Regions from separate parts of the Homo sapiens genome. Here all the other regions are linked to region 7. Evidence: chromatin contacts called from ENCODE Hi-C or POLR2A ChIA-PET data. All regions are on one chromosome and are shown on one strand. Each heading gives the region's core, a stretch centred on a gene start or an enhancer-like site at or near the end of the contact. The rest is flanking DNA. Distances are from core to core; before and after follow the strand shown.

What was found. Hi-C counts contacts between places; a loop is a spot of excess contacts on that map. ChIA-PET counts read pairs that join two places held with the same protein, here RNA polymerase II (POLR2A). Pooled maps may share reads with other maps.
Region 1: a map of ascending aorta shows a loop between it and region 7 (6-fold over the local background). The contact joins the promoter of OLMALINC here to the promoter of KAZALD1 in region 7. A Hi-C loop is called at or near these places in 1 of 168 maps with a recorded cell type or tissue (ascending aorta), 2 of 37 single-sample maps with no recorded cell type and 15 of 50 pooled maps. POLR2A ChIA-PET finds 5 or more read pairs at or near these places in 2 of 52 experiments (activated CD4-positive, alpha-beta T cell and activated T-cell).
Region 2: a map of CD8-positive, alpha-beta T cell shows a loop between it and region 7 (10-fold over the local background). The contact joins the promoter of FBXW4 here to the promoter of KAZALD1 in region 7. A Hi-C loop is called at or near these places in 1 of 168 maps with a recorded cell type or tissue (CD8-positive, alpha-beta T cell), 11 of 37 single-sample maps with no recorded cell type and 14 of 50 pooled maps. POLR2A ChIA-PET finds 5 or more read pairs at or near these places in 1 of 52 experiments (activated CD4-positive, alpha-beta T cell).
Region 3: a loop to region 7 is called in a pooled map, with 10 times the contacts of the local background. The contact joins the promoter of BLOC1S2 here to the promoter of KAZALD1 in region 7. A Hi-C loop is called at or near these places in 3 of 37 single-sample maps with no recorded cell type and 7 of 50 pooled maps. POLR2A ChIA-PET finds 5 or more read pairs at or near these places in 1 of 52 experiments (activated T-cell).
Region 4: a map of B cell shows a loop between it and region 7 (13-fold over the local background). The contact joins the promoter of ARMH3 here to the promoter of KAZALD1 in region 7. A Hi-C loop is called at or near these places in 4 of 168 maps with a recorded cell type or tissue (B cell, K562, ascending aorta and 1 more), 1 of 37 single-sample maps with no recorded cell type and 13 of 50 pooled maps. POLR2A ChIA-PET finds 5 or more read pairs at or near these places in 1 of 52 experiments (A673).
Region 5: a pooled map shows a loop between it and region 7 (7-fold over the local background). The contact joins the promoter of NDUFB8 here to the promoter of KAZALD1 in region 7. A Hi-C loop is called at or near these places in 1 of 168 maps with a recorded cell type or tissue (naive thymus-derived CD4-positive, alpha-beta T cell), 6 of 37 single-sample maps with no recorded cell type and 11 of 50 pooled maps. POLR2A ChIA-PET finds 5 or more read pairs at or near these places in 4 of 52 experiments (MCF 10A, PC-3 and activated T-cell).
Region 6: a pooled map shows a loop between it and region 7 (7-fold over the local background). The contact joins the promoter of ERLIN1 here to the promoter of KAZALD1 in region 7. A Hi-C loop is called at or near these places in 1 of 37 single-sample maps with no recorded cell type and 5 of 50 pooled maps. POLR2A ChIA-PET finds 5 or more read pairs at or near these places in 1 of 52 experiments (HEK293).

The regions. Positions count from the first base shown.
Region 1 is chr10:100,371,469-100,375,304 of GRCh38, forward strand. OLMALINC (oligodendrocyte maturation-associated long intergenic non-coding RNA) reads left to right here and starts at 2,108. Exons shown (of 3, transcript NR_026762.1): 1 at 2,108-2,544. RefSeq lists enhancers at 1,671-2,000, 1,730-2,299, 2,101-2,230, 2,300-2,867, 2,868-3,437.
Region 2 is chr10:101,693,334-101,697,259 of GRCh38, forward strand. FBXW4 (F-box and WD repeat domain containing 4) reads right to left here and starts at 1,837. Exons shown (of 9, transcript NM_022039.4): 1 at 1,048-1,837. The coding sequence starts at 1,772. RefSeq lists an enhancer at 517-596 and silencers at 907-1,366, 1,647-1,696, 1,727-2,006.
Region 3 is chr10:100,284,359-100,288,061 of GRCh38, forward strand. BLOC1S2 (biogenesis of lysosomal organelles complex 1 subunit 2) reads right to left here and starts at 2,322. Exons shown (of 5, transcript NM_173809.5): 1 at 2,247-2,322; 2 at 1,739-1,855. The coding sequence starts at 2,301. RefSeq lists enhancers at 1,556-2,063, 1,649-1,948 and a silencer at 2,239-2,438.
Region 4 is chr10:102,054,667-102,058,203 of GRCh38, forward strand. ARMH3 (armadillo like helical domain containing 3) reads right to left here and starts at 1,507. Exons shown (of 26, transcript NM_024541.3): 1 at 1,419-1,507. RefSeq lists a silencer at 1,207-1,596.
Region 5 is chr10:100,527,402-100,531,388 of GRCh38, forward strand. NDUFB8 (NADH:ubiquinone oxidoreductase subunit B8) reads right to left here and starts at 2,470. Exons shown (of 5, transcript NM_005004.4): 1 at 2,366-2,470; 2 at 1,979-2,105. The coding sequence starts at 2,450. RefSeq lists enhancers at 1,165-1,334, 2,177-2,759, 2,893-2,942.
Region 6 is chr10:100,184,236-100,188,176 of GRCh38, forward strand. It overlaps ERLIN1 (ER lipid raft associated 1), which reads right to left and starts at 1,794. Exons shown (of 11, transcript NM_006459.4): 1 at 1,279-1,794. The coding sequence starts at 1,391. It also overlaps a transcript of CHUK not described here. RefSeq lists a silencer at 1,692-1,841 and an enhancer at 2,012-2,161.
Region 7 is chr10:101,059,652-101,063,628 of GRCh38, forward strand. KAZALD1 (Kazal type serine peptidase inhibitor domain 1) reads left to right here and starts at 2,338. Exons shown (of 5, transcript NM_030929.5): 1 at 2,338-2,464; 2 at 2,891-3,452. The coding sequence starts at 2,942. It overlaps LOC107984262 (a long non-coding RNA gene), which reads right to left and starts at 1,100. Exons shown (of 2, transcript XR_001747569.3): 1 at 459-1,100; 2 at 1-5. RefSeq lists enhancers at 981-1,275, 2,202-3,090 and silencers at 1,403-1,822, 3,003-3,052.

The sequences.
Region 1 (3,836 bases), core at 858-3,357, 690 kb before region 7:
ACAGTGGTTCTGGGCCCAGGCGAGGACCTTCTCAGAGGGGCGGAAGGGGCCCTCTCCCTCCTGGCCATTTTCCATGGGGAGCAGTCAGTAACCAGGACCATGCCAGACTTCAAAAAACAGAGAGGAAAGTGGAAGTGAAAGGCAGCAGAGGACTCAGAATTGCTGTTTCTTATTTCTTTCTTAGAGAATTATGGACAGCAGGAAGGACTCACCTTTTAGTCTGTCAGTTTGTTTGCGAGAGAGAGAGAGAGAGAGAGAGAGAGAGAGATACATTTTAATTGAGAGACAATTCACACAATATAAAACTAACCACTTTATTTATTGAGATAGGGGTCTCACTATATTGCCCAGGCTGGTCTCAAACTCCTGGGCTCAAGTGATCCTCCTCCCTTGGCCTCCCAAAGTGCTGGGATGACAGGTGTGAGCCACCGTGCCCGGCTAAACTAACCATTTTATTTTATTTATTTATTTTGAGACAGAGTTTTGCTCTTGTCGCCCAGGCTGGAGTGCAATGGGATGATCTCGGATCACTGCAACCTTCGCCTCCCGGGTTCAAACGATTCTCCTGCTTCAGCCTCCTGAGTAGCTGGGATTACAGGCACCTGCCACCATGCCCATCTTTTTTTTTCTTTCTTTCTTTCTTTTTTTTTTTTTTTTTAGGAGAGATGGGGTTTCACCACGTTGGCCAGGCTAGTCTCAAACTCCTGACCTCAGGTGATCCGCCCGCCCCACCCTCTCAAAGTGCTGGGATTACAGGTGTGAGCCACCGTGCCAGGCCGAACTAACCATTTTAAATTGACCAGTTCTGTGGCACTTAGTGCATTCATAACATTGTGCAAACACTACCTTTTGTTCTAAAACATTTTCACCCCAAAAGAAAACTTGAACCCATTCAACAGTGATTCCCCATCTTCCCACCCACACTCGGCCCCTGGTGACCATCAGTCTGCTTTCTGTCTCTGTGGATTTACCACTTCAGGATATTTCCTATACATGGAATCGTACAATATATGACCTTCTGTGTCTGGCTTCCTTCTCTTGGCATAATCTTTCAATGTTCATCCCCATTGGAGCATATATCAGTACTTCATTCCTGTTTATTACCTATTCATATTCCATTGTATGAATACACCACAGTTGGTTTACTGATTTATCAATTGATGAACACTGGAGTTGCTTCCACCTTTTGGTTATTGTGAATAGCACTGCCATGAACATTTGAGTGCAAATATGAGTACCCGTTTATAATTTATTAGGGTTTATATCTAGGAGTGGAGTTGCTGGGCCAGATGCTAATTTGATATTTAACCTTTTGTGGCACCATCAAACTGTTTCCCCAGTGGCTGCACCACTTTAAATTTTCTCCAGCAATGTATGAGAGTCACCCTCTTCTTAACGTGTACCCATTTGTCCCTTTCCTCTTTCCTACTTTTTACAAAGCCAGTTCCCCACAGACTTCTCTTTCCCCTGGAGTAGAGGGTGGGAGAAGTTGCATCTCTAGTAGAAAGACTATCCAAGCCTCCATTCTTACCTTTTCCGCAAATAGAATACGGTGACCAGGAGGAGGAGAGGACAGGCTGCCACCTCCCTGTGGTCACTAAGGTACACCCACTACAGCCATTAACGCGACTCCGTAAAACTACCCTCCTAGCGACCTCCAACGCCTCGGTCCTCACCCAGAACATCACATTAAACTTTTCAACAGTCACAGATAGGAAGGGGCTCGGTGTGGAAGGTGCCAGCTCTGGCTCAGCCCTGCGGGTGAGTGTTTAACTTTCAGCCCAGCTTAAGATCTCCGAAGACACCCATCGCCTCGTCCTGCCCAGTCCCCTCCGCTAAAGGGCCGGCCTGCCCGGGCCTGGCTGGCAGCTGACATGAATGGAGAGGAAGCGCCTCCCTCTCCACCCACTCTCGCCGGGGTTACTGCCGGTCACAGACCCGGGCCTTCAAGAGCTATTTACACCTACAACAGCCCACCAGCGCCTGACCACGCCGGAGCCAATCAGCGGCCCCCAAGCTTGTCTGATTCTGTCTGCTCCAATCAGGAGGCGCGGTCCTTCCAGCCTCTTGCTCCTGTGAATCACAGGTCGGCGGGAGCCTTTTTTCCTTTTTTTTTTTTTCCCGGGGAGTCGGCCTCGGGGCTCTGCTCTCCTACCTCAGTCTGCCCTACCCTGGAATGGGGAAAATGCGGACATGCCACTCAGTCCGGCCGCGAACAGTGCTCCAGAACTCAGAGAGTTTTCCAGACGGGTGGAGATCGCGTTCCCTGCCCGCCGAGGTCCCATCGCTTCCCTGCTGGGAAGACAAATGAGGCGCTTTAGCCGTCTCCACGGCCAGCCCCTCCCTCATAACCCGAGATTCTTTGTGGGCTCTTAGTCCATAGCTGCCTTTGAGGTGGTGTAGACCTTGCTAACCAGGACGGCCCAGTAGGCAGAGCTCATTTTTATTCCTGTCTGCAATCGTGCAAAAACGCCTCTTATGGAAAAGCCAGAGCGCCAGGAGTCAGCAAAACACACTAAAGATTGGGCAGTCACTGGGGAGAACGTGAGTAAAAGCACAGGAACAGCAAAGCGTTCAGGAACGTTCGAGGCTGACGCAACCGGCGCAGGAAGGTGGTGTGTGGTGGGAGAGTGGGAGGAGACAGTGGAAAGTTTAGACTTGCTTCTGTAAGTGATAAGAAGTCATCAGATATTTTCAAGCAGGAGAGGAAAATAATCTCTCTGTTTCGCAAAGTTAACTCTCATGGCAACAGAGCAGAGTAGCGGGGGGATGGGGGCTGGGAGATGTTGGGAAGCTATTGTTACCACTCTGGTGAAGAGTCATGGGACCTCAAAAGCTGGGATAGTCACGGTGGGAATGGAAAGGAAGGGCACAAGCTGAGAGGCATTTGGGAGGAGAATCAATAGCACTTTATTGACTGGATGTGTGAGATGAGTGAGGACAGCAATCAGAAGAGGACTTTGAGGTTTCTAGCCTGAGTGGCTGGAAGGACACCACTTCCCCTACCTGAAATAGGTAGCAAAAAGGAGAGAGAAAGAGAGAAGCAGAGGGATTTTGCAAAGGGAATAGGAGTTCAGTTTTTGACATGTGGCATTTGAATTGCAAGAAGTACATCCCTGTGGATGTAATACCCAGTAGACAGTTGGGAATTAGGATCTGGTGTCGAGAAGAAAAGTAGAGATGAGATCCAAAGGGTTTATAGTGGATCGGGAGAGAAATTGATGACCTAAAGAGAAATTATAGAATAAGAAGATTTGGGCAGGGCACGGTGGCTCATGCCTGTAATCCCAGCATTTTGGGAGACCAAGGTAGGAGGATTGCTTGAGCCCAGGAGTTTGAGACCAGCCTGGGCAACATGGTGAGACCCCGACTCTACAAAAACTGCAAAAATTAGCCGGGTGTGGTGACACATACCTGTAATTCCAGCTACTTGGGAGGCTGAGGTGGGGGGATCACCTGAGCCTGGGGAGGTCTAGGCTGCAGTGAGCTGAGATAGTGCCACTGCACTCCAACCTGGGCAACATAGCAAGAGCAAGACCCTGTCTCAAAAGTAAAAAAAAAAAAAGAAGATTCAAGTACAGAATCTTGGGAAGGTAGAAAGAGGACACAGAGGCCAGGTGTGGTGGCTCATGCCTGTGATCCCAGCACTTTGGACGCTGAGGTGGGTGGATCATCTGAGGTCAGGAGTTCAAGACCAGCCTAGCCAACATGGTGAAACCCTGTTTCTATTAAAAATTATCCAGGCATGGTGGCGGGCGCCTGTTAATTCCAGCTTCTCGAGAGGCTGAGGTAGGAGAATGGCTTGAACATAGGAGGCAGAGGTTGCAGTGAGCTGA
Region 2 (3,926 bases), core at 587-3,086, 630 kb after region 7:
ACTCAAAAATGCATTATTTCATTATTATCTATAATAACAAAAAGCTGAACACTACATGTAAGTTTAATAGTAGAGGGATGTTCTTTAATCTCATTATGCGACAGCCCACAAACATTTACTATGTACCTATTCTGTTAGGATCAGTAAGATAGCAATTATATGTGCAACTGAAAAGGTTTTTAAATGAAAATAATTGTCTAGAGGTGATGGTATTATGGCTTTTTATGTTTTTAAAAACGTTATTTAATGTTGTCATAATGTACTAGAAAGAACTACTTTTTAAAAAATGGGTGGAATAGGGGGCAATCTGAAAGCTCTTATTCCCCCAATTCCCTACATGTTTTTTCCTTCCTATTTAACAGTTTAAGTGGTTCAGAAAAGTTTTTCATTCACAGGTCTCAGACCCTACCAAAAACAGGCCAAATTGCAATACCATGTCTTGTACACATCCTGGACAGACTCCAGCCTCCTGCCTCAAGCAGGCCCCCTTTTTCGTGTCGCTCTGCCTATATGAAGTCATAAACTATGGCTGAACACTGGGACCGAGGGCTTCTCTTAAGGTCCGAGCCCTGAAGCTTAACAACCTTTAGAAAAGGGTAGGGAGGATGAAAGATGAAAGTCCACAAAAATTTATGATAGACCACTTAAGGAACCTGAGTCCTAGACCTGGACTCAAGGAATCGTCCAAAGCACCGTACCAGACTGGCTCCTCTGGGGCGAAGGAACCGGGGCAGCTAAACCTCTGCAAAAACACACAATCGAAAGCTGTAGGGAGTGCCTAAGATGGCTAATTGTGAGGAGCGGCCCACCCGGGAGGGTGCCTACTGAGGGATGCTCTCGGGAGGCTGCCTCAGATGGAGGCCTTGGGGAGGAGGGGCAAAGGGGTCCCCGAGAGTGCTCGGGAAAGGGTGTAGGCGGAGGTCAGGTGTAGGCCTAGAAACTCGGGGTGCGACACGACCCTGGGCCGACCAGGCCGCGGCGCCCCGCCCTTTCCCGGGACGCGGGGCCGGCTCGGGGCGGGGAGCGGGCGGGCGAGCGGACGCTTACAGGTCGGTGCCGAGCCGCGTGAAGCCGGAGTTGAGCGAGGCCCGGGCTATCCGGCGCCAGAGCAGATCGCAGCTGGTGAAGCGCCGCAGCCAGCGGCACACCTGGGCCAGGCGGCCGAGGGCCCGCATGTCCAGGTAGGAGCAGATGAGCAGCAGCAGCTCCTCCGGCAGGCGCCAGAGCGCAGGCCCCGCGGCCGGGCGGGCAGCCGACTCCCGAGCCGCCTCCTCCTCCTCCTCCTCCTCCCCGGCCGCCGCCGCCATGGCCACCCCTGTCCCCGCGATGTCGGCCCAAGCCTGACCCCCTCGTCCCTGTGCTCTTCCCGGCCTGGCGCCCTCCCGCCGCCTAGCCCTGACCCTCCATTCCTCCTTCTTCCCATACTCTCTTCCTTGTGCCTCCTTCCCGGCCCCTGCGCTCCCCTCGACTCCCTTGACGATGCCTCTCGCCCCTTCCTCCACGCTTCTGCCTCCCTCTGCTTCCTCCCTTGGGCATGCCCTCGCTCCCGCGTCAGCCCCCGGCCCGGCTGCCTCCTTCGCCGTCTGCGGCCCGGGCTTCCCTTCCGCCCCGCTTCCTCTTCCGCCTTGCCCCGCTCTCGCTTTTCCCTTCCCCTTCCCCTTCCTTCGCTTCCCCCTCGCCACCCTCCCTTCCTGCAGCTTCCTCGCCTCTCCGCCCTCGCCCTCGCCGGGCCCGCCGTTCCCGGGGGGCCCCGAGCGGCCCTGGCTGCCCATGAGCGGCCGCGGGGCCGGCCCGACGCGGAGCCCAGCCCGAGCCGCCACCGCCGCCGCCCCGGGAGGAGGCGACACCATGTCGGACCGGGTCACATGGGGCGGCGCGGGCCGAGCCCTGGGCACGCCCCTCACACCTGCAGCCTTGGAGCCACTTCGGGGTGCGGGCTGGGGCCGGGGCGCTGACACCACCCCCGCATCCCCGAGAGCGCTTGGTGGAAGCACAGGAGTTCGCGCTGCAAACACGTGAGGCCGGTTTCAGGGCCCTGCCTGAGGCCACAAGAGGACCCGCTGCCCTCAGGAAGCGGCCATTTGGAGCACCTGCCCTCAAGAAGCCCCTAGTTGGGTGGCCTTGCCCCTCTAGAAGCCCTCCTCTTCCTCGAGTGATGCCTCCTTTCCACGGGCCACATGTGAGGGCCCAACGAATCTGCAGCCCTAGAAGTTGACAGGTTCCATAGCTTAGGTTCTCACACAGGCCCGGAAGCACGGTCCTGGCGTGAGCTTGGGTGTTAGACGTATTTGGGGATTTGCAGTCTTCTAGATCCTGAGTCCATAACTTCAAAAACAGTCATGTATCAGGAAATGGCACAGCTAGGGCTTCTTATCAGTCACCACCCAAGTGCAAGTGGATTCTCCAAGGACTCAGCATCCATTCTTCATACCACCCATTCGATTCACATGGCATTAATCTGAAGGGAGAGCTACTGAGGTCTAGACCTGTGCTGTCCAACAGTGTCCTCCCTCGTCACATGTGGCTGCTGAGCATTTGAAATGTGGCTAATACAAATTGAAATGAGCTATAAGTGAGAAATGCACACCAGATTTTGAAGCCATACAAAAAAAAGAATGCAAAATATCTCATTAATAATTTTATATTGATTACGTGTTGAAGTGTTAATATTTTGGATACGCTGTATTGGGCTAAATACAATATATTTTAATGTAACTACTAGAAAATTTAAAATTATACATGGGACTTGCATTTGTGGCTCGGGTTATTTTTCTATTAGCATTGGGCTAGGCAGTAAAACTTGGAGGAGGGGAGGAAGATGCCAATTTCTGTCTGTTTATCCTGTACTCCAAATCCAGGTAGGAAGGATTGGAGAGTTTTCTTTTGTACTTATCTACATCTTAACACTCATTTTCAGGGAGCAGGGAAGAATAAAAATTGACCCTGAAAATTATTCAACACCTAGCATAGCCAAAGAGAAACCTAGGGAAGCAACTACATTGTATTATGGTGCTGCAAGAAGCATCATGTAACAAGGTCAGACCGGAATCTGGCTTTGCCCTAGAATTACTTTTTGATCTTAGCAAAACAACAACAAAAAGCCCCACCTATCTTGGCCTTTTAGTGTTCTCAATCTGTAGTGGAGATAATGCCTCTGCCTTACTTTCGAGGGATAAATGAGATGATCCCTGTAAAATGCTTTGAACTCCTCTAAGAAAATTCTTAATAATAGTTACAGGTCAAATCCTGTTACAAAAAAATGCCATCCCTCCCCCTCTCCAAATGCAACAAAGACTTTGTGTAGAAAACGATTTCCAAACTCAAGGCAGTGGTTTATTGAAAGCACTATTTTATAGATTTCAATGCGGCCAAAGAATTTAAGCCATGTTTTAGAGATCATTATAAAGAAATTTACTTATTCACAGGTACCATACTGTTAGAAGACTACTAAGGCAGGAATACTTCACATTTAGGTGATGTCATGAGTTCAATATTTATTGATTTTGCTACATTTGTGTACTATGAGCGAATCAAGAAGGAAGACAAATGATATAGCAGGAATATGGTTCCTGCATTTTGTGTTTAGATTTGTGTTAGAGATGTTTGTAATTTCTTACTGTTTGAGTACTTAACTCATTCAGGATACATAGTAAAGCTGAGTAGTTCATCTATATTCTATCTCATTTTTAGTGGAGGCACTAAAACTTCTTTAACCCAACATAAATCAGGATTAAAATCCATAATCATGCAAGTGTAATTTACTTTATTTTCATTAATGGAGAATTTTTTTTTGAGACAGAGTCTGGCTCTGTCGCCCAGGCTGGAGTGCAGTGGCGCAATCTCGGCTCACTGCAAGCTCCACCACCCGGGTTCACGCCATTCTCCTGCCTCAGCCTCCCGAGTAGCTGGGACTACAGGCGCCCGCC
Region 3 (3,703 bases), core at 1,072-3,571, 780 kb before region 7:
AACAAATAATCAGGCTGATAACTTACAGAGTCACAGCTGGGTGCAGTGGCTCACACCTGTAATCCCAGCATTTTGGGAAGCTGAGGTGTTAGGATCACTTGAGGCCAGCTTGGGCAACGGAGCAGACCTCATCTCTATTATTTATTTATTTAGGACAGAGTCTCCCTCCATCACCCAGGCTGGAGTGCAATGGCACGATCACAGCTCACTATAACCTCCACCTCTCAGGTCAAGCGATTCTCCCGTGTCAGCCTCCTGAGTAGCTGGGATTATAGGCGTGTGCCACCACACCTGGCTAATTTTTGTATTTTTAGTAGAAGCAGGGTTTTGCCATGTTGAGCAGGCTGGTCTGGAACTCCTGACCTCAGGTGATCCACCTGCCTAGGCCTCCCGAAGTGCTGGGATTACAGGCATGAGCCACCGTGCCTGGCCATATTTTTTTAAATAATAATAATAATAAAAGAAAAGTAATGAAGATCTCAGGCAGAGTGGTGGTAAAAGGAATGGAAAGGAGAGCATGGGTGCAAGAACATTACAGAAGTGGAATTTATAGGACTTGTTCAAGTAGATATTGAGGGATGGAAGCAGACTAAGATGTATCTGGGGTTTTAAGCCTGGGTGGTGCCATCAACCAAAATAGATGGAAAGAGGATCACTTGAGCTCAGGAGTTCAAGACCAGCCCAGGCAACATAGTGAGACCCTGTCTCTTAAAAACAGAAAAAGAAAAAAAAAAATTACAGATTCACAACCCCTACTATTCTGTATCAAGCCTTTTCTCATAGATTCTGATTCACAAATTTAGCTTACAGTAATTTCCTGGGGAAGTGAAACAATTTAATAAATGTTTTTGAGATGCTGTACTGGACCAGACTTCACTTTCTTTCTTTTTCTTTTTTCTTTCTCATTTTTTTTGAGATGGAGTCACACTCTGTCGCCCAGGCTGGAGTGCAAGTGGTGTGATCTCAGTCCACTGCAACCTGCAACCTCCACCTCCTGGGTTCAAGCGATTCTCCTGCCCCAGTCTCCCCAGTAGCTGGGATTACAGGCGCCCGCCACCACGGCCGGCTAATTTTTGTATTTTTAGTGGAGACAGGATTTCGCCATTTTGCCCAGGCTGGTCTCAAACTCCTGACCTCAAGTGATCCACCAGCCTCGGCCTCTGGGATTAAAGGCATGAGCCACCGCGCCCTGCCCATACTTCACTTTCTGATCCTCCTCCACACATAGGTCATGTGTCCACTTGGAAACGATCAAACACTAGTCATGTCCCAAAGGATGGGTTATCAAATCCTCAGACCAAACTAATAGGTCCCTAAATCTGCAGGTCACTCCCCGTTCCTCAATTTCATTTCTCTTTATCCCGGTAAACACATCTTCTGCTTTAGCCAAACACACTGCTTGCACATACCACCTCATTCGCTAGTTGTATCATCTCCCCCTTTTCCACCAATAATTCCCTTCACAACCCTGCTCAAAATACACTTTCCCCAAGGAAGCACTTCTTGATTACTGTTGCTGGATATGAACTCTTTTTTGTTATTGTTTTCTCATTAGTCTATGTTACAGAGGCCTGCAGAGTTGTATTTTCTTTCTCTCCCATTCATGGCCTCCCCCAACTTCCAACAGGCCTGTCTCAGGGCATGCAGGGTAGGAAGGGAGCTGCAGACTGATGCTGCTAACCATCTCCCAGGCCTCCTGGGCCAAACCGCACCCGAATCAACCCAGACCCCGCCTCACCCGTCAGTTCCCCAGTCAGGTAAGTGGCCATTTTGGAGAACATGTCCCGGCAGAGCTCAGTGATGTCAGCTTCAGCAGGCTCCTTTGCTTCCTCAGCTGTCTCCACGGCGGCATCGTCTGGGCCAAGGGAGAATGACTAAGTGTCCCGCCTACACCCGGTGCTAATCCAGCCAAAGCAGCCTGTTCCGACATCCCTCCACTTGCCTTCATTCCATCAAGTCGGCTCCATTCTCCATCTGCCATAATTTCAAGTCCTTCACTGCGTCCCTGCCCATCTGACACATCAACTCGCCTCCCTCGCACCGCCCCTCGCCCATACCCGGCACCCCCGCTCATCCTGGCACCATCCCAGTCACCCTGACAGGACAAACACTCGCGCGCAGCGACAAGTGCACTCCTCTCACCAGCCCGTTCCTGCCAGGTGAGCCACCACACACTCAACCTCGCCCACCCGAGACGGAGCCCCAGGCCCCCCACCGGACGCTTCCTCCCCATCCATTCCGGGTACCTCGGGCGGGCTCATCACTCCGGGTCGCCAGTACGCCCTCGGCTGCCGCCGCCATAGCGGACCCCGCGCTGTTTCCGGGCCGGGGTGCTGCGCATGCGCACTGGGTGTGCCCCGCCCACCCGGCCGGCCCTGCAGTCCTGCGCCTAGCGGTCCAGTCCAGCCTCAGGTCTATGACACAGCAAAGGGCGATTCCGGAGCCGAAATTGAAGCTACGCCAGGCTGTTGTGAATTGATCCACTGCCAACAGTCGCGACGTCTGGGACTGAGGGCGAGCTCATCCCTACAGTCACACCCTGGAGGGATCACTCATCTTGTACCACTCACGACCCGTCTGGGAATAGTCAACCCTGTTTGTGGCCTGCTGACCAAAACCACTGAAGACGGATTGCCCGCTCTCCTGACACTCCGCACTGGAGTTAGTCATCAAAAGATTGCTCAGGGAATCCAAAGTTTTACAGGTTGTCTCGTCCACACTTTGGGAAACCTTCAGGCATTGATCCCTGGTCCTAAATACTGTCCCTCCCAATGTCCTGAGTTAACACCAACTCACTGGCCCCTATTTCTTAAACTGCAGGCAGGCATCTACTTCTCTTCAGTTGATACAGCCTTCCTTGAAGAAAGCTTAGACTGTAACTTTTTTAGGGCTGAGGATACACTCTGGTTATCTTAATTGCATTTAAGCTGTTTCACAAGCCTCCTAGGTGTACAGAGTACTTAATGGGATGGGAGAACAGGAGTGAGTGAAAGAGATGGATGAGAAGAAGTGACTGGGGAGCAATTGAAGGTGCAAAATGAGGAGGGATAAAGGCCACAGAAGAAGGGATAGGAGATATTCAGCAGGCCTCAGGCAGGCTCCTGGACACCCAAAATCTTGGTAGTTTCTTTTCTTATCCCTGGTTATCCTCCCTCTGCACCCTCTCACCCCACCCCGATGCCAGTACATACACACACACGCCAGCTACCCCTTATCCCCAGCCCTCCTACCCTGACTGTCTCCACCCTGAGGACTGAGTCTCACTTGTCACCTGTCCCCACTTTTCCTATGGTGCAACCATAGTAGCCACTATTTCAAGCCATTCCTGCGAGCCAGAAGTTCTTTTTTTTGAAACAGAGTCTCGCTCTGTCACCCAGGCTGGAGTACAGTAACGTGATCTCGGCTCAGCTCACTGCAACCTCCACCTCCCGAGTTCAAACGATTCTCATGCCTCAGCCTCCCAAGTAGCTGGGATAACAGGCACGCGCCACCACACCTGGCTAATTTGTTTGTATTTTTATTAAAGACAGGATTTCAGCATTTTGCCCAGGCTTGTCTGGAACTTCTGGCCTCAAGTGATCCACCCAACATAGCCTCCCAAAGTGCTGGGATTACAAGCGTGAGTCACTGTGCTAGGCCTAGAAGTTCTTATAGCCCAGCTCCTTCACATCACTGCACCTACTCTATACCTCCTAGAGAGCAT
Region 4 (3,537 bases), core at 257-2,756, 990 kb after region 7:
TAAAGGATAGCAAAGAAAAAGCTCTCACTAAGCTCAAAACTTTTTCTGGCCGGGCGCAGTGGCTCACACCTGTAATCCGAACACTTTGGGAGATCGAGGTGGGTGAATCATCTGAGGTCAGAAGTTTGAGACCAGCCTGGCCAACATGGCGAAACCCTGTCTCTACTAAAAATACAAAAATTAGCCGGGCGTGGTAGCTCACGTCTGTAATCCCAGCTGCTTGGGGGGCTGACGGGGAAGAATCGCTCGAACCTGGAAGGCGGAGGTTGCAGTGAGCCGAGATCACGCCATTGCACTCCAGCCTGGGCAACGAGAGCGAAACTCCGTCTCAAAAAAACAAAAAACAAAACAAACAAACAAACAAAAAAAAAAAGGCCGGGCGCGGTGGCTCACGCCTTTAATCACAGCACTTTGGGAGGCCGAGGCGGGCGGATCACCTGAGGTTGGGAGTTCGAGACCAGCCTGACCAACATGGAGAAATCCCGTCTCTATCAAAAATATAAAATTAGCTGGGCGTGGTAGCGCAAGGCTGAGGCAGGAGAATCGCTTGAACCCCGGAGGCAGAGGTTGTGGTAAGCCGAGATCGGGCAACTGCACTCCAGACTGGGCGACAACAGCGAAACTCCATCTCAAAATAAATAAATAAATAAATAAATAAATAAAATAAAATAAAAAACTTTCTGGAGAGGAAGAACTGCGGAGGGTCGGATGATCCAGTGACATACATTTGGGTATGGCCCAAGTTTCTGCTTCCCCATTCGCCAGGGGCAGCACGCCTCAGCTTCTCCTTCTCCAGGGGACCAGGTTTCTCTCTACTTTTTCCTTCCCTATACCCTCCTGGGAACAGGTTCCTTTCCTGGGCTCTCGCCGAGTAACCCAAAGAAAACACAGTAGCTTCACTGATTCCGTGTGAAGAGTGGGTTAAAGCCTGTCAGAGCCTGGAGAGGGACAGGACTGGAGCCCTTCCGGGACACCTGAAGACTTCGCACAAACCCGCTTTCCTCTATCCCTGAGATTCTCAGAGGTGCCTTGCCCTACGCCCGCACCCCAGGACCAAGAACAGCAGGAGAGGAAGCTCTCGGGGCAGCTGGCGGGGTCAAAGGTCAGCACCTCGGAAGCCAGAAGGCCCCGCAGGGATGCGGGAGAGGGACGTGACCGGGACCGTGTGGTCCGAGGGACCGGCCGCTGGAAGAGCGAAGCCGTTTCTCTCTAGGCTCGGCCGCCCCCAGGCCCAGCCCTCCCCGGCATACGCAGCTTCAGCAGCCGTCCTCCCTCCCTCTCCCCTCGCGTCCTCGTCGTCCCCGCGGCCAGCGCAGGCCCCGCCCCCAGAACCGCCTCGGGGCCAAGGCCTAGTATGGCAGGACCCGCAGGGTTGGTCAGGTTCGAGGACCGGGCCGGGCCTGGCCGCCGCCGCTTACCGAGCCCGCGGCTCCTCCTCTACCACCCGCGCCGTTCCCGGGCCCGCTCGCTCTCGACGCCACCGACGCTGCCGCTGCTCCGGGCTCACGGGCGCGCTCCCGACCTCCCCGACCCTTCCCGTGTCCCCGCGCCCCGCCGGGTCCTAAAGCCCGGCGCGCAATGGGTTAGTCCACGCCCGCTTCCTGAGACCGGCTCAGACCACGATTCCCAGCAAGCATCGCAAAGACTACAACTCCCGAAAGGCATCGCGAGAAATAAATTCGCAGTGGACTTGTCTATTGAGGGCCTACTGGGTCGCAATAGCAGTTTTCCGAAACATGGCCGACTCTTTGACCTCAGCAATTTTACTTCTAGGAATACATGTATCCTCTAGAAATACTGGCGAAGTTTGGAAAGATATATTTTCCAAATGTGTATTACAACTTTGTACGTGAAAGATTGAAAACAAACTCATTCTTTCAACAAATACGTGTGTGCCTGATAAGTGCAAAGTAGCGTGTAAAGCTCTATTAACTTGGCCAGAAATCTATTTTCTTTTCTTTTCCTTTTTTTTTTTTTTGAGACAGGATCTTGCCCTTGCCCAGGCTGGAGTGCCGCAGTGGCACAATTACAGCTCAGTGCAGCCTCCACCTCCTAGGCTCAAGCAGTCCTCCTGCCTCTGCCTCTGGTAGCTGGGATTACAGGCACGTGCCACCACTCCCTGCCTCTGAGTCTTTGTTTTCTTTTTTTTTTTTTTTTTCGAGATGGTGTCTCACTCTATTGCCCAGGCTGGAGTGCAGTGGTGCGATCTCGGCTCACTGCAACCTCTGCCTCCCGGGTTCAAGAGAGTCTCCTGCCTCAGCCTCCCCAGTAGCTGGGATTACAGGAGTGTACCACCACGCCCGGCTAATTTTTGTATTTTTTAGTAGAGACAAGGTTTCACCATGTTGCCAGGCTGGTCTCAAGCTCCTGGCCTCAGGTGATCCACCCGCCTCTGCCTCCCAAAATGCTGGGATTACAGGCGTGAGCCACCGCACCCAGCCTGAGTCTCTGTTTTTTTATACACAAATGGAAGGTTTAAAAAGATGTGCTATAACAGCAAGAATACTATTAAAAAGAAAAAACAAGTAAAAAAAATAAAATAAGCCAGGCGCGGTGGCTCACACCTGTAATCCCAACACTTTGGAAGGCAAAGGCGGGTGGATCACCTGAGGTCAGGAGTTCGAGACCAGCCTGGCCAACATGGTGAAACCCCATCTCTACTAAAAATACAAAAAATGGCCGGGCGTGTTGGCAGTCCTCTGTAATCCCAGCTACTCGGGAGGCTGAGGCAGGAGAATCGCTTGAACCTGGGAGGCGAAGGTTGCAGTGAGCCAAGATCGCGCCATCGCACTCCAACCTGGGCGACAGAGCGAGACTCCGTCTCAAAACAAAAAAGAAGTGGAGAAGAGTTCTGTGGGCGGCAAGCCACCCAGGTGCCGAGTCAAGAGACCGAAGACACAAGCTGTTCCAGTATAATAAAGAAAATAATTAAAATAAGAATAGCTATATTAGAAATAGAATATAGATGTGATTATATATGAATATTAGTAATCATTAGTTTGTAGCATTACTTTTATTAATAACTTATATTTTACAATTATAATTTAGGAAAACCAGGCCATACAGAGTTAGGAGCTGAAGGGACACGGTGAGAAGTGACCAGAAGGCAAGAGTGTGAGCCCTCTGTCACGCCCAGACAGGGCCACTAGAGGACTCCTTGGTCTAGCGGTAATGCCAGTGCCTAAGAAGGCACCCGTTACTTAGCAGACCTTGGACTAGCCATAGCGCCAGTGCCTGGGAAGGCACCTGTTACTTAGCAGACGGGCCTTTCCCTGAGGAAGTTAGAGAACACTCTGCTTCACCACCTCTTGTTGGAAGCCTGACATCAGCCAGGCCTACCCGCAGCCAACCGGAGGCTTAAACCTCTCCGAGATGCTGTGCTTCAGCGGTCACGCTCCTGGTTCACTTTCCTGTTCCGCTCTGTACCTAGATAGCAGTAGCAGAACTAGTAAAAGTATTAAAGTCTTTGATCTTTCTGAGAAATGCACAGAAGAAATAATGACGTAAGCTGTCCCCTCTCTCTCTGCTTCGGCTACC
Region 5 (3,987 bases), core at 1,220-3,719, 530 kb before region 7:
AGACCAGACTGGTCAACATGGTGAAACCCCACCTTTACTAAAAATACAAAAATTAGCTGGGTGTGGTGGCAGGTGCCTGTAATATCAGCTACTCAGGAGGCTGAGGCAGGAGAATCACTTGAACCCAAGAAGTGGAGGTTGCAGTGTGCCCAGATCGCACCATTGCACTCCAGCCTAGGCAACAAGAGTGAAACTGTCTGAAAAAAACAAAACAAAACAAAAAAACCCAGCTTCCCCAAACTTCTTTCAATAAAAAGAAAAAAAGTCACACAATCGTGTGATATTAGAGATGAAAGGGAATTTAGCAATCAATTACAGTCATGTGCCACATACCATTTCAGTCAATGACGGACAACATACACGAAGGGGGTCCCATAAGTTTATAATAAAGCTGCCCTATACATATGTACCATTTTTTATCTTTTTCTCTTTTTTGAGACGGAATCTTGCTCTTGTTGCCCAGACTGGAGGGCAATGGCACAATCTCAGCTTACTGCAACCTCCACCTCCCGGGTTCAAGCAATTCTCCCGCCTCAGCCTCCCAAGTAGCTGGGATTACAGGCACCTGCCATCACGCCCAGCTAATTTTTGTATTTTTAGCAGAGACAGGGTTTCGCCACGTTAGCCAGGCTGGTCTTGATCTCCTGACCTCGTGATCTGCCTGCCTTGGCCTCCCAAAGTGCTGGGATTACAGGCGTGAGCCACTGTGCCTGGCCCATTTTTTATCTTTTATAGCATACTTTTATGTACCTTTTCTATGTTTAGATACACAAATACCATTGTGTTACAATTTCCCACAGTATTAAGTATAGCAATATGCTGTACAGGTTTGTGGCCTCAGAGCAACAGGCCATACCATAAAGCCGAGGTGTGTAGCAGGCCATACCATCTAGGTTTCTGTAAGTACACTCCTAATGTTCATACAATGAGGAGATAACCTAACAACCCATTTCTCAGAATGTATCCCTGTTGTTAAGTGACATATGACTGTACTCTGATTCCCTCATTAGATAGAAAATGAAAAATTAAAGTTTAGAGTCTGAATCCAAAGTCACCCAGCTAATTGGAATAAAAACAAAAAGGGTACAGATTAGAAAAGCACTCTTCTCGTAATAACTGTGTTCTTGACCACCCAGTTGGCATTCATCTCTGCGTCTCAAACACCTCATGGGACCTCTTGCTAAGCTGGGTTTTCCCCAACAAATCCAGGTTCATCTGACACTGGCTTCGAACAAGGCTGCTCTTGTCCACAACATAAGAAAAAACAGGAAATGATGACAACTAGACATATGCTACAGAAAATGAGTGTATAACAAGAAGAATAGAAGTTGCTGAAACCAAGATTGAAAGAGTGACATTAGGACAGGAAATAAAGGCGATGATAATCACTTCAGATAATTAACCATTGGGATGTTATGTGGGTATGGATACGGAAGAGTGTGGAAGGGATAGGATAACATCAACTGGAGTACGTAAGGGGGCTGGCTGTTTAATCTGCTTAATAGTTGCTACGATTTCCACAGCACTAACAGAAAAACATTTTTTTTAAAGAGACATACACACAAATATAGAGTACTCCGTTTACAAATAAGATTCTCATGACAGGAGTCCAGCTCCAGCCTGGTCACATGCCTGGATGACAGCACCTGAGCGCAGCAGATGCTCAATCTAAATGAAACTCGACGCTCTGGATAGAGCCAAGGAAGGCTCCTGCTATTCGGGGGTCCTCGAGGGAGCCATTAAAACCTCGGCTTCCTCATTTGAGGAAACAGCCTGAGCCAAGGAGAAAATTGAAGTCCTCTCAGCTGCAGCTGCTCACCCACCCCCCTCCCACCTCCCTCCACAGAGAAAAGCACCCACTCCATTGACTCTGAGGGGTCACGAGAAGGTTCGGGAAAAAGGGTCACAGTCAAGCCACCCAACCCAGCCGGCCTTCTCCCATCACTACTTGGGTGCGAGCATACCCTCTCTGTCTCACCCCATGCCATCATCCGGGTAAGGTTCGTAGTCTTCCACACGCATATTATACTTCTTGGCGGCGGCGGCCCGTTCTTCTGGGGTCCTAGGATAGGGCCCCGGGAACATGTCCTTGGTCATGTGGGAGGCTAGAACGCAGAAGAGAACAGGTCAGAAGCGAGCCCGCTCTCCAGCCGCTCCGAAGGCTTCAAGTCGCAGGGGCTGCAGAGGTCCGAGCCCGGGACTTCGCAGGATCAGTGCGATCCTCCACCCCATTTTCTGGATATATCAACGCCACCTCCACTCCCTACCCGGAGGCTGCCGCCGCGGCATCTACGATCCCCCCTCCCGATACACCAAATTTCAGGTACCCCCTTCCCACACTGAGGTCTCGCCCGTTCTCGCGGACCTGTCCGTGCGCCCAGCGGCATCACGTTCCGGGATGCCCTTTGCAGCCACTGGACTCCCAAGACCCCGGCCCTGGCCACCGCCATCTTCACCTTCTTCACGTTTCCCTTCTGCACATGCGCAAAGGCCTGTCACGGCGGCTGAGCCGGGCCAAACGTGACGGAGGAAGCCGGGAGTGAAGAAAAGCCGAAGGGTTCAACAGGGGCGGGGTTTAAATACGCAGTTGGGAAGCCAAGGGTTGGATAGAGGCTGGGAAGGATAAGCGGGAAGAAGGGAAAACCAGGCAGGTCTCTGACATTTCAGAATGTTGTGTCCTTTTTCTCCCTGAGCTGACTTAGACCCATCCAGGGATGATGGGAACTCGGAACCTGAGCAACTCAGGTAGACAGCTTAACCACCTCCCCCAGGAGCTGTACTAGTGAAATGAGCCTGTCTTACTCTCTTCTCTGGCTGCTTGCTTTCCTCTCCTTCACGGGCACTTCCTTCCATCCCCAAACATGATCATTCTTCAAATTCACCTGTTGGTCTTGCTTGTTGTTCTGTTCTCCAAATGGGTTGATCTTCACTTAGACGCCAGTGCAACACACAATTCGGCCCTGAATTGGCTCCTTAGTTTCAGTCCGTGTTTCCATCTGCATGTCTCAGTCACCTCAACCCAACAAATGTAAAATTAAACTTATCACCAGAGGCAGCTCTCCAGAGACAGCTTAAAGCCTCAGAGTTGGTAGGACTTGGATAAAACAAATTACAAACCGGCCCATAATGAACAAACTAACTCAACAGAAGAATTGGAGACATTATTATGTTTGCATATGAATGTTTTCACTTGGGATTTGAATAACTTACACATTATAAATATGCACGTATTTCCAGTGACTTTTCAGGTGACCACTGTTTTGGAGCAGAACCTATTATTATAAACATTCTCAAGTATATATCAGAGCAATAAAAATGCATATAAGCTGGGAGCTGTGGCTCACACCTGTAATCCCAACACTTTGGGAGGCCTAGGTTGGAGAATGGCTGGAGACCAGGAGTTTGAGACCAGCCTGGGTGACATAGTGAGACTTCGTCTCTTTTTTTTTAAGTTATAAAAAGTAAACAAATATGGATATATACTATTTAATATATAAATTTTGGGAAGGACTACACAGCAACTTGCTGTCTTGTAAATGACATCACTAGTTGATGTTCAGAATAATTGCACAACATCTGCATTCAACCAATAGCAAACCCTGATCCAATTTAGGTCAAGAAACAGAGTTGATCTAATTTATTTATTTTTATTAAGATATTATTCACATACCATAAATTCACCCTTTTAGGCCGGGTGCGGTGGCTCACGCCTGTAATCCCAGCACTTTGGGAGGCTGAGGTGGGAAGATTACTTGAGGTTAGGAGTTCAAGACCAGCCTGGCCAACACAGCAAAAACCCATCTCTACTAAAAATACAAAAATAGCTGGGCATGGTGGTGTACACTTGTAATCCCAGCTACTCAGGAGGCTGAGGCAAGAGAATCACTTGAACACAGGAGATGGAGGTTGCAATGAGCCGAGATCACGCCACTGCACTCCAGCCTGGGTGACAGGGTGAGACTGTCTCAAAAACAAAAAACAAACAAA
Region 6 (3,941 bases), core at 544-3,043, 880 kb before region 7:
AAAAAAAGACAATGCAAACTTTGAAGTAAAGAGAAAATTTCTGAGGCTTATAATTCTTTCGATCTATCTACAAGGTAATTAAAATACTGGGAACATAAAATTTCTATATAAAAACAAAAAATTAGCATGAAAAGATGAAGGGTGACAAGACTATACAAATAAATAGCATAAGGGCTTGTTAACCAAATCCTGGAATGTGAAAACTATGAAAGCAAGCCCTGGAAATTATAAAAAGGAGGCATTTGGGGAGCAAAGAAAACAAAGTCCTATTTTGCACCTTGTAAATTCATAGAACTTAGCTACCGGTCTTGAAAATATAAACACATTTGCAAGGTCATAATAACAAGGAAAGATGAACTGTTTGAGGTTCATTACTAATTCTTTGAGTCATTCCTTGAAATGTCCTTTCTCTGGTTTTACTGTCAGAAAGACAATGCTTTTAAACTGGAAGGAAATCTGGACTAATCTGTAATTTCTTATGTAGAGCTCCATCTGCTAAGATATACCATTAAAATTGCTCTTTTTCTAGGATTCAGGATGGATTTGAAAGTAGAAATATCAGTTTTGAGGGATAGTGGAAACAAGCAAAAAGTTGACGCTCTTTTTGAATACACCATTATCCCAATTTCTCCACAAACTGGCCTCTCTTACTAGTCTGTATCAAAAGGAACTTGTGGTAATTAGGCTGAAGGAAAAGCTAAGCGAGCTCAACAAGAGAGCAACAGCTCCCACACCACTCCTGTCCCCAACTTGAACAGCAACAGTAAGGAGGGAGGAGCATGGCCCATCAGTGTTGTGCTTATGTCCCTGGAGGTCCAGGGACATAAGCACCATCACAGTCATCATGGTGTTACAAGACGTAACCAGACACTGGAAGCTTTTAAATGAAAAAGTCTAAGAAACAACCATAAACATACAGCATCTACAGCGGCAAACTAAAGCCTGTACAGTTGAACGAACTATAATTTATCCATCTCTTCAGTTAGAGGTAGAGTGACTACTTCCTTTCTTCCTTCTTCATTTTTCTACAAATAATTGAGTTTGCTGTGTATAGGAATAACCGTAGGGAGACTTAATCTCTGCAACAAAACGAACATAGCACTAAAACTGTCCAACATCTGGAGGGTGCTCCGCAAAAGCCCGCTTCGACCCCCGTGCTCTCCCTAGAGATGGGACATGCGCCCCCGAACGTTGCAGAGGGAACAACTTCCCAGACTCCACTCTGGAGTACCCTTTTAATCTGCTCTAGAGCCCTAACTGACTGCACATGCCGCTCACCTGTAGTACACAGCCAGATGGCCCTCCTCAATCTTGTGGATGGAGGCGTAGAGCAGGACAGCCACCAACCCCACCACTGCAGCCACCAGAACCCGGGCTTGAGTCATATTCATTCTCGTTCCTCCTGGGAGCGGGAGAAAAGGACCCTCAGTCCCGTGAGTGACAGGTCCACCCCCTCCAGTTTCTACCCTCTCCCTCCGGAAACTTGGCGCTCTCTCGCAGGCTGAGCCGGGGAGTCCAGTACCCCTGTCCCCTCATTCTTCCCTTCTGGCTGAGCCCGCTGACCCCTTGCCAACTCCTCCGCCCCCGGAGGCCAGTGGGCCGCCCCTGCTCGGTGAGCTTCCTGAAACTCCCTCTCCCAAGGGTCGCTCCCGGGTGGAAGGCACTAACTGAGAAGAAGCCCAGCCGCAGGCTCGCGAGGAAAGCCGACCCCTCGGCCGCGCCTCACCGATCAGTGACGCATCGCCCCCGCCCGCACGTGCAGCCGACTCCCGCGCCGAGCCAACCGCCGCCAACAGCCGGCCCCGCCCACTCGCCCAGCACTGCGGCTGCGCGGGGACGCACACGGCGTAGCCCCGGCCCGCGGCTAGTGAGACGGGGAGCGCATGGGACAAAATTCTCCTAGCCGCGGGCCGCGCAGGCTCCTTTGGAGGCAAGTCGCTTTCTGTACACTGCTGGTTAACTGCTTCGGAAGAGGACAGCCCGCAGTCTGGAGTGAGCAGCGAAGCAGAGAAAAGGAGACGCCCTTTCGGACAAGGGACTGGTTGGTTTGTTCTTGTGCAGAGAACCCACTCGCTCACTCTCAAACGGTAGCTGTTCGGTTTATTTGTCCTTTTGCAGTGTATGCGGAGCCCCACTGTGTGGCACGCACTTGCTTCCGGCAGAGATCCTGCCCTTCAGGAGCAACTAAACTTGTTGCAAATAAAGTGCTGTGAAAGTTCAGAAGAGGAAGATATTAGATATAACGGCATCATTCTCTCGTTTTTTAAGTGTTCCTATTATGTGCCAGAATGCTGGTCCAGTGAGGGCTTTATGAAGGCCATCCAGACTACAGGAACAGAATTGCTAAGCACATGGGGCGGGAGGCGGAGGGAATCCTCCAGGGAGACCAAAGTAAGTACTTCAGTTTCCTTGAAGGCTTGTGTGATGGGAAGGAGTGCTATGGTAGGCGTCACTACATATTCTGTTCGTTTTAAATTAAAAAACCATGGGCACATATTGCCAAAAATAAAAAAGGGAAGGAAAAAGGTATAGTTGGGAGATAGATGAATACAAGAGAAATTAAGGACATTAATGGTTTAAGCCTTGAAAGGCTAGAGGTGGAACTATAACTGGACAAGGTGGACTAGGGTTGTAAAGTCCTCTAACCCAGCGGACGGGGTGGGGGTGTGTGTGGGTTGGGGATGAAACTGTTCCACTTCAGATCATCAGGCATTAGATTCTCACAGGGAGCCGGCAAACCTCACATGTGCAGTTCACAATAGGGTTCGCGTGCCTATGAGAATCTGATGCCACTCGCTAATCTGACAGCAGGCAGAGCTCAAGGCGATAATGCTCACTCGCCCGCCGCTCACCTCCTGCTATCCGGCTTGGTTCCTAACAGGCCACTGTCTGGTTCCGGTCCGCGGCCCAGGGCTTGGGGACCCCTGCCCTCTTGGGTAGGGAAGTATGGGAAAGCAGTGCTTTAGGGCCAATGAATCTATAAAACGGCTGAAAGTGGAGACAGACTGTTGGCAAGGAAGTCAAGTGGTTAGGAAACTGCAGGCCCAGGGTTACTTAGTAGTGGAAGTAAGAAGAGGTAAATAGAATCAATCCGTCTTCATTAAAGCAAGACTTCCCAGACCACTCTACCCACACCCTTCAATAAATACACTTACCTGTATCATTCATTTGATTTTTATTATCTAGGAATGTCTGGGACCTTATCTGTTCCAAATAAATGATATTTGCAGAGCTTAGCTATTTTAACTTCCAAAAAGCAAAAAGAATGGAAAATAACTTGCTCCATACCCTGTTTTCTGTAGACATTCTCTGAAGTTTTTCATAATATTGCTTAAAGAATGAAATGTATACAATTCACAACTGCCATTCCCCTCTGAAAAGTTGTTACCCACCAAAAAATAGTGGTCCAACTCATGCATCAAAAGCAAGTTTGGGGATCCCACTATAATAGTCTGTTCTGACTCACACCATCTGCCCAAATTATATAGATCAGGCTGCCCTGACATAACCCCAGCCACACACCAGCAGCGGCCCCCACGCTATAACAAATCTTTAACCAATTATTAAAATATTAGAAAATGCATGACCATTGAAAATAATCCTTAACAATAATTGCAATGCTTGGATGGCTTGTAATGTTCAGACTCCCAGATAAGCACTTTTACTATACTGCCTATGTTGTTTCAGATCTTGCCATCTAGCTTAATACCCTCCAAGTAACAGGTACCCAATAAATGTTTATTACTAAAATCTTCTAAAACCAGGGAAACAAGAGAGAGACTGCCTATTATAATAGATGACGAACAGTGATATGTGATGACTAAAAAATTTGGTTGACTAGGAAAATGATACCACTAGCAAAAATGGGGATGGTGGGGCTGTGACATCAGTTTATAGGGCAAGAATCGAGCATGTTTTTTAGATGTAGATAGTGGTGATAG
Region 7 (3,977 bases), core at 1,088-3,587:
AGCATCTGCAGGAAAAGGGGAAAAAAGAGGCGGGACCATCTATTATTCAACAAATTTCAACTTCACCCTGCCCATCTGGATCTAGTCTCCCTCATTAAATGCAAAGGATGCTGCCACCTGGCTCCTCTCCCTAGCAGTATTCACATCATCTAGGCTAGAAAATCCCTTCCCTTTGGCCTGTTTTGCACAAAACCGAGTAAACATTTTCAAAGTATATATACGCAAAATCATTTGCTATCTCTTTACTATGTATGATGCGCATAGGTGTTACTGAATATTTTGGAGCCTTGATGGATAAAGTATGGGATGTTGAGGATCGGGGAATGTATCTAAACTTTCAAGTTGTGTCCTATTCAAAAAACTCCCTTCTAAAAGCATTTTTACGGTATGTAGGGTTTTAATGTAACAAAATCTCTACTTAATAACAGCGGATCCCCTTTTATTATCTTTGTGCCTACCTGGATGCACGGTTCCAGCATGTTCTCGTCACGAACCACAAGCCCACCAGAGGGCGCTGGTTCCCCGTCTACCTACTGTTCTCCATCAGCGACTCAGAAAATCCAGGTTAAACACTCAGGCAGTCTTTCACATTTAATCCACAAATATTTACCGAGAATTTGACGTGCCACCAGGCGCGGGGCTAGGTTCACAAGATACAGTAGTGAGTTAGGCACGATTCCTACTACCAGAAGCTTAGAGCATAGGGAAGACTAAAAGTAAGCCACCGTCTACAATAGTAGGATAAGTGGAGAGTTTCTAGGTCCGTGGAGTTTGTTGTTGAATATCTGCTCCAGGCCTTAGAAGCCGGCAGCAATTCACTAAAAGATCCCGGACTTGTCTGCTCTGTATCCCAGCCAAGGAGCTCCGTCCCCAAGGTGTTTTGTTAGAGTCAGAGACCTCTCCTTGGGTGATTCCATTCGTCAGCCCCACAAGTCCCCGTCTCTGGCCTTTTTCAGGGTCTCCGGCAGCTCTCTGACAGTTCCCCTTCTGTCTCAGGTCGACACTTATTCCAAGGACCAGGGATTACTCACAACTATCCGCCAGAGTTTGCTCCGCCCTTTCTTTTTCCTGTTTAAAATCCGCGGGCTCTTAGTGTTCTCGGTTCCTAGATTTCCTGTTCTGATTCTCGCGACAGTTGCGAGGCCTCGCGTGAAGTTCCCTTCTAGTCCCTATTTCGAATTTGAGACCGGGAGAGAGTGTCTGCCCTTGCCCACCTCCTCAGAACCCCTCTGGCCAGGGATGGCGCCTACGTGGCTCGGGAGCCCCTGAATGAATGGGCTTGGCCCAACTTAGGGGCGCATTCCGACGGGAGAGTCCTGGCTGTATTCCGAGGCTCCAGTGCGCATGCGGAGTCGATCCCGCGCAGGCGGGCGGGGACGGCAGCCGGGTCTTGTGGGCGGAGCCTGACTAAGTGCCGCCCCCTTGCCGGCTGCAGATTGCTATTTCTGCCCCCCACCCTCGCCCATCCCCCCGCGAGCTGGACTGCGCCAAGGCTTCTGTGAGCCGCTTGGGGCCGGCCGGGGCGGGGCCTGCCCGACCCGGGTTTGGCTGGCGGGCCCCTAGGAATGCTCTCCTCCCCGCCCCCGGCCCAAAGTGCCACGGTGGCGGTGGTGGCGGCCGCGAGGCCGAGTGTCTCCGGCCCTGCCAGCCTCGCAACCGTAACCTGTAATCCCGACCCGAGGGACGCCCGCCGGGGAGGCGCCAGCCCGCCTCTCCCTGCGGCCGCTGGTCGGCTCCGACCTCGAATCACCCGGCTCACCCGCGGGTCGCAGCACCTGCCGGATGTGGGGAGGAAGAAGGAGGCCAGATGAGGGAAGGCGGATGTAGGCGCCCAGTCTGTCCGCGCCTTGGTGGGGCAGCTGGGTGGGCAAGCCTGCGGTCGCTCCCGGGAACCAGCCCTGGGCTGCGGGGAGACGAAGGTGGTTGGTCCTGCCCTCCAGGAGCGCCCCGACATCGACGTAAAATGACTTGGCACCAGAGCTCCTGCCGCCTCCCCCTTATGCAGCTGCCCTCGCCGACGCCAGGGACTGTAAAATCAGATGGGACAGGGCCTAGCCGTTCAGCCAACACTTTGAGCTTCCCAGCCAAACTCCTACCCCCACTCCCCGCCTCCGGTCCTCACCCCCTTCCTCTCTCCCAGCCTCGGTGTCTGGTTACGGCTCCTCTGCTCGCATTGTGACTTTGGGCCAGGCTGGGGGAAATGACCCGGGAGGGTCCCATGCGGCTACATAAAATTGGCAGCCTTAGAACTAGTGGGAAGGCGGGTGCGCGAAGTCGAGGGGCGGAGAGAGGGGGCCGGAGGAGCTGCTTTCTGAATCCAAGTTCGTGGGCTCTCTCAGAAGTCCTCAGGACGGAGCAGAGGTGGCCGGCGGGCCCGGCTGACTGCGCCTCTGCTTTCTTTCCATAACCTTTTCTTTCGGACTCGAATCACGGCTGCTGCGAAGGGTCTAGTTCCGGACACTAGGTGAGCACTCTGTGCCCCAGGCCATAAGCGAGGCGGCATCAGCCCCCCCAGTTCTCACCCCCCATTAGCAGCTTCTTACTTCTGGAGCCACCCATTCTCTTTGGGCAAGGATGCTCAGGGGCCAGGGATCGGAGTCGGGTGGTGCACGGAAGTGGTGCTGGTGGTGGGTGTGCGTGCGCCTGAGCCTTATCACCCTTTCCTCACCTCTCTTCACTCCCAGCCCTCCCAAGAACAGCCCAACTGATTGCTAACTGCCATAACTGGATAATCCCTAGAGGGTCACTAGGCCTGTGTGTTGGGGGAGGCTACTTGGTAGCAGGGGAGGGGGCGATGCTAGTGTCATGCTTTGGTACAAGAAGCAGTGAGGTTGGTCTTTCGGCACAGGCCCTGTTTCTGACCTCCTGACCTGGCTTCCCTTCCTGGCAGGGTGCCCGAACGCGCTGATGCCCCGAGTGCTCGCAGGGCTTCCCGCTAACCATGCTGCCGCCGCCGCGGCCCGCAGCTGCCTTGGCGCTGCCTGTGCTCCTGCTACTGCTGGTGGTGCTGACGCCGCCCCCGACCGGCGCAAGGCCATCCCCAGGCCCAGATTACCTGCGGCGCGGCTGGATGCGGCTGCTAGCGGAGGGCGAGGGCTGCGCTCCCTGCCGGCCAGAAGAGTGCGCCGCGCCGCGGGGCTGCCTGGCGGGCAGGGTGCGCGACGCGTGCGGCTGCTGCTGGGAATGCGCCAACCTCGAGGGCCAGCTCTGCGACCTGGACCCCAGTGCTCACTTCTACGGGCACTGCGGCGAGCAGCTTGAGTGCCGGCTGGACACAGGCGGCGACCTGAGCCGCGGAGAGGTGCCGGAACCTCTGTGTGCCTGTCGTTCGCAGAGTCCGCTCTGCGGGTCCGACGGTCACACCTACTCCCAGATCTGCCGCCTGCAGGAGGCGGCCCGCGCTCGGCCCGATGCCAACCTCACTGTGGCACACCCGGGGCCCTGCGAATCGGGTACGCATGGCCCGGGGCCCCCACCCCAGCACTTAGGTTTCCTAGAGGCACTGCTCCCCGACCCCTGACAGCATTGGTCTCTGGCCAGCAGAGCAAAAAAGATAAGGCTATAGAGGCCTCGAGTCCAGTATAAAACCCTGCTCTCGCTACTGGTTCATAAAAGCTGCCACCTTAAGGTGGGGGTGGGGGGTGGAGTGGAGTGGGAGTCCCGGGCTTCGTCAGCAAGCTGCATTCGCTGAACCACGTGAAAGCTCCAGAGCTGGCTGGCAGGGAGAGACAGGTCCTCTGAGGGCGCAGGCACATAACCTATGGTTTGCTCAGAGACCCCCCCGACTTTTCCCAGACCAGTGGAGTCCAGGCAGCAAGACGGGTTCCTGTGAGATGCAATCACGTTTCATTCTTAGAGCAGTTTGTTCACCCAGTCTCCCCACCTCTCTGCTTTCTCCTGCTTTTAGGGATTAGTGAAGGGGAGCGGGAAGTTCTTTCTCTATCCCTGGGGACTGGGGTCCATTCAGGCCTCTAGCT